Linked DNA regions of Homo sapiens: region 2 is linked to region 1. A link is a contact called in ENCODE Hi-C or POLR2A ChIA-PET data. All regions are on one chromosome and are shown on one strand. Each heading gives the region's core, a stretch centred on a gene start or an enhancer-like site at or near the end of the contact. The rest is flanking DNA. Distances are from core to core; before and after follow the strand shown.

The links. A loop is a pair of places that touch in the nucleus more often than their neighbours do. ChIA-PET counts read pairs that join two places held with the same protein, here RNA polymerase II (POLR2A). Pooled maps may share reads with other maps.
Region 2: a pooled map shows a loop between it and region 1 (2.1-fold over the local background). The contact joins two enhancer-like sites. A Hi-C loop is called at or near these places in 1 of 37 single-sample maps with no recorded cell type and 1 of 50 pooled maps. POLR2A ChIA-PET finds 5 or more read pairs at or near these places in 1 of 52 experiments (HEK293).

What each region holds. Positions count from the first base shown.
Region 1 is chr5:151,058,794-151,061,389 of GRCh38, reverse strand. TNIP1 (TNFAIP3 interacting protein 1) reads left to right here. Exons shown (of 18, transcript NM_006058.5): 5 at 995-1,072. Among named protein-coding and RNA genes, the nearest start is that of TNIP1, 21 kb to the left of the region's middle. RefSeq lists an enhancer at 1,082-1,151. Within about 2 kb of position 1,314, at least 21 of the 41 ENCODE cell types and tissues checked have a DNase peak (open chromatin) inside an H3K27ac peak, as active enhancers do.
Region 2 is chr5:151,748,473-151,751,068 of GRCh38, reverse strand. The region is part of intron 2 of ATOX1 (antioxidant 1 copper chaperone); the gene reads left to right. Among named protein-coding and RNA genes, the nearest start is that of ATOX1-AS1, 3.3 kb to the left of the region's middle. RefSeq lists an enhancer at 1,150-1,399. Within about 2 kb of position 1,293, at least 10 of the 41 ENCODE cell types and tissues checked have a DNase peak (open chromatin) inside an H3K27ac peak, as active enhancers do.

The sequences.
Region 1 (2,596 bases), core at 65-2,564:
GAAGGACCTGTTCTGAGGTTACACGGGTAATGGGGAAAATGTAGATGGAGGAGGGAGACTTTCTAGGGCAGGGCCAAGAGCCAGAGGTGAGTTCTTGGTGGCCATGAGGGTCAGCTGGAAGCTGAGCACTGACTCCTCTCATCTATCCTGCCCCTTTCTGGGATGAAGGGAGGCTGCAGACCAGGTTTAACGGGACATGGAAATCCCAGATCCCAGAGCTAATGGCTGGTTCAGGTGGGCCATTGGCTTCTTGGTTGGTTGAATGACCAGTAATTCTACTAGGAATGACGGAAAGATGTGAAAAAATCTGGGATTTCTTGGCCACCGTGGATTTGGTTGAATCCTGAAATAGTCTCCAAATTTGGTGAATCATCTCTGGGACTTTTCTCAGATCAGTTCACTCCTCTGGGATCTCCAGGACTGGCTTGGGAAGGCCAGCACAGGACATGCTTGGTGGTGGCCGTAACAGCTGCCATCTGTGTTCTGGGAAACCGATCAGAGACGTCTGGGCCTAAGAGACAGCTCTGGGGCCGTGGCAGGAATGCTGGATCTGCAGTCTTGGGTTCAATCCCTGCTTTTGCATTAACCAACTGTATACTGTAGTTTCCTCATCTTTCCAAAGAGGATATAACCTTCTGACCCACTCCATGGGTCACCCTGAGAAATAATGGAGCTCATGAAAGCATTTAAAAAGTACACGGCCTTAAAAAATGCAATCCTACAGTGCTGCTGGTTCAAGGTCAGCTAGTCCCACATCTCCCTTCTACAAAAGAGGATTGGCCATCGAGGGGATATGACCTCACATTATGCAGAGGGCTATGACAGGCTTGTCGAGAATCCTGCTTTGTGATCTCATGTGAGATGATATGTAACGGTCCCTGTGTACTCAAAATGGGAAGAGATTTTGTCCCCCTTGCTGCTCTCAGCCACAGGGCCGCAGAGGAGGGGTGAGCTGTTTTTCTCTCGGGCAGCACCTAACTTCCTTTCTGCACAGGGCACCTCCTCTGAATTTGAAGTGGTCACTCCTGAGGAGCAGAATTCACCAGAGAGCAGCAGCCATGCCAATGCGATGGTGAGTGGACGGGCAGGACCCCGGGCTTGACCTGCTGCCCTCTTTGTGTCCTGTCACTTGCTACCATGTGAGAGGCACAGAACCTGTTCAGATCCCTTAGGTACCCTGGAGTCACTTGGGGATACACGAGGGGCAGGAGCAAAGGGTGCTTCTCGCTCACATATGCAAATTCCTGGGCTAGTGACTTCCCCGACTTGGAGCACACGGGCACCCGACCGTTGTGAAAGCCTGGGCTCTTTGCCAGCCCTGTTGCCTTCTGCCAGGGGCCAGGCACCTCCGCACACTATGACTCAGCCCTTTGGGTCTGTGGGCTTCCAACCCCGGGGGAGAAAGAAGGGTCAGGAAGGCCCAGGGCCCTGTAAGACAGGTGATTTGCTCTTTGTGCAGACTCTTGGAGCACACAGGAAGGAGGTTCAACTTTCCACTTACACGCATGCGCGCGCGCGCGCGCACACACACACACACACACACACACACACACACACACACTCTCTCTCTCTCTCTCTCTCTCTCTCTCTCTCTCTCTCTCTCTCTCTCTGTCTCTCGTACAGCTCTGGAGCGTCTGCCCAGCATCCTCATTCCACACCTTACAACACTGGCTGCCTTTTTCCTAACTATATCTCCTTCTGTTCTTTCTTAAAATGGCAGACTTATTGAAGAACCATTGTGAAAAGTCTGGAAGATTCTTTAAACGACTTAAATTTCTACCTTCTCCATTCTCCCTTCCTTCCCACTTTTAAGTTTTTTTCTTTAATTGTTGTTATGCGAGCAATAGGTGCTCTAGCCCTTCACTGATATATTGATCCCTGCTGCCTCCCTTCACAAAGGTTTGGCTGACAAATATGCTTGTGTTCACTGGTTGCCCCATGTACCTGTCAGTGCCCAGTGCAGGGCCCCCTCAGGTGGCTGTCTGGCTAACTAGCATGCCTTCAGTGTTGAGAGGCTCACCACTGCCTCAGGCAGCTCTGAGTATTGGAAAGGCTCTTTATGTTCTGTCGCCTGGAACCTTCTGTCCCCTTGTCCTGTTCTGTCCCTGAGGGCTCTGAGATGCTGGCCATGGAGGCAAGATCCCCTGCTCAGAAAGTGTTTCACTCTGACTTTGGACCGATAACTTTAACTGACGTAGTAAGTTCCTCATTAGCTCTACAGTGTGCCTGTCTCTGCTGAGCCACTTGAGCCAAGACAACACAGCCTCCCTGTGCTCTGAAGCTTGTAGTCTGGAGAAGTCGCAGGCATGGGAAGCATCGCATGAGCCTTAAATAGAGCAGCATCTGCCACCTCAGCTCCTTTGTGGAAAGAGGCAGTGGGGGAATGGATGCAGAGTTGAAACAGCAGCATTTCCTCTTGTTAGAATGCGGCACACTGACGCCATTACACAGGTGTTCAGGGAATGCCAAGTTGGGGTTATAGTCATTGCCATTCCTCCAGAGTTCAGAGAAGTGGGAGGTCAGTGCAGCAGAGCACTGGATGGCGAGTCAGGAAACCTCAGTTCTCGTTATACCTCTGCCACTGACTTACAGGGCA
Region 2 (2,596 bases), core at 44-2,543, 690 kb before region 1:
GTCAGGCTGGTCTCGAACCCCTGACCTCAGGTGATCTGCCCGCCTCGGCCTCCCAAAGTGCTGGGATTACAGGCGCGAGCCACCCTACGCAGCCTCTATTAAGGTTTTTTAAATGGGGCTGGGCACGGTGGCTCACACCTGTGATCCCAGCATTTCGGAAGGCTGAGGCGGGCAGATTGCCTGAGCTCAGGAGTTCCCGAGACCAGCCTGGGCAACATGGTAAAATGCCATCTCTACAAAAAATACCAAAAAAATTAGCCAGGCATGGTGTTACATGCCTGTACTCACAGCTAATTTAGGGGGCTGAGGTGGGAAGATCGCTTGAGCCTGGGAGGTTAAGGCCACAGTGAGCCTAGATCGTGCCACTGCACTGCAGTGGGGGCAACAGAGCAAGACCCTGTCTCCAAAAAAAAAAAAAAAAAAAGAAAGAAAAAAAGGAAAGATTTAAAAAAAGGTAAAAATTTTTAAAATTTTGTCTTTTTCTGTTTCTTTACTTCAAAAAAAAAAATTTAAATTAATTTTGAATCACTCACATGCAGATTTTTTTTTTTTTTTTTTTGAGATGAAGTCTCACTCTGTTTGTTGCCCAGGCTGGAGTGCAGTGGCATGATCTCAGCTCATTGCAGCCTCTGCCTCCTGGGTTCAGGCGATTTCCGGTGAATTTTTGTACTTTTCATAGATATGGATTTCACCATGTTGGCCAGGCTGGTCTTGAACTCTTGACCTCAAGTAATCCGCCTGCTTTGGTCTCCCAAAGTGCTAGGGTTACAGGCATGAGCCACCGCACCTGGCCACATGCAGATATTCTTAAAGCACCTCTTTTGAACAATCAGTCTCATCCAGCCTTGTCATTTTACAGCTGGGGAAACTGAGGCCCAGAGAGGACTGGGATCTGGTCCTGGGACTCAGTGAGGTAATAACTGAGTTGTGATCAGAGTTTTGGCAATGCCAGTGCTCAGTCAGCCTTCTAAGATTTTTTCTTTTCTTTTTCTTCCACATGAACTATCACACAATCTTCTAAAATTTTCTTTTTTAAAACCCTAAATAATAATGACATTAAGTTTTCAAATGGCTTCCACATGGACGTGATCTCATTAGCAGTCCTCTGAGCTGTACTTTCCATCTTTGGAATGGGGATGTCGATGCCAGTGTCCAGGAGGTTAAGTGACTTGCCCGTAGTCCCGCAGCAAGTCAGTGGCTGGCCTCTAGCCCTGTAAACTGGGATCTTAATCTGAAAGAAACTGAAACAGTGGAAAGAACCTAGCTGCTGACTTGTCATGTGACTGTGGGCCCTTCTTTCTCGGGCCTGGGTTTCCCCAGCTGTGGTATGGGAATGTATATCTTGTATGTCTGTATCAGCTTTTGCTGTTGATGCTTTTTTTTTTCTTTTTCTTTTTTTTTTTTTTTGGAGATGGAGTTTGCTCTTTCACCCAGGCTAGAGTGGAGTGAAGTGGCATGATCTCTGCTCACTGCAACCTGCTCCACTCTGCCCCGGGTTCAAGCGATTCTCCTGCCTCAGCCTCCCGAGTAGCTGGGATTATAGGTGCCCGCCACCACGCCTGGCTAATTTTTTTTTTTTTTCTGAGGCAGAATTTCGCTCTTGTTGCCCAGGCTAGAGTGCAATGGCGTGATCTCAGCCCACCGCAACCTCCACCTCCCAGGTTCAAGCGATTCTCCTGCCTCAGCCTCCTGAGTATCTGGGATTACAGGCTCAGGCCACCATGCCCGGCTAATTTTGTATTTTTAGTAGAGACGGGGTTTCTCTATCTTGGCCAGGCTGGTCTCAAACTCCTGACCTTAGGTGACCTGCCCACCTTGGTCCCCCAAAGTGCTGGGATTACAGGCGTGAGCCACCGTGCCCAGCCTGTTGATGCTTTAAAAATGAAACTGTACAGGAGCTCCTCAAATACAAAGCAGCAGGCTCTGGATGAAGTGGGGATGGGCCTAATTTCGTTTGACAGCTCAAAGACATCTACCCATCCCAGGAACTTCATCCAGGCTGGAGTGCAGTGGCGCGGTCTTGGCTCACTGCAGCCTCAACTTCCCAGGCTCAAGCCATCCTCCCACCTCAGCCTCCTGAGTAGCTGGGACTACAGGACCACACCCGGCTATTTTTTTGTTTTTGTTTTTGTTTTTTGTAGAGACAGGGTCTTGCTTTGTTATGCAGGCTGGGAAACCATATGTTTTGTTTGTTTGTTTGTTTGTTTTGAGAGGGAGTCTCACTCTGTCTCCCAGGCTGGAGTGCAGTGGCATGATCTTGGCTCACTGCAACCTCTGCCTCCCAGGTTCAAGTGATTCTCCTGCCCCAGCCTCCCGAGAAGCTGGGATTACAGGCACATGCCACACACTGAGCTAATTTTTGTATTTTTAGTAGAGATGGGGTTTCACCACGTTAGCCAGGCTGGTCTTGAACTTCTGACCTCAAGTGATCCACTCGCCTCAGCCTCCCAAAGTGCTGGGATTACAGACATGAGCCACCACGCCTGGCCAACCATATGATTTTTAAGGCCCCTTGCTGGAAGATCTGCCTTTAAGCTTCGGCAGGTTTCTGCCCATCTTTTCCTACTGTCCCTGCTTGGGTGGCCTCTTGAGAAGG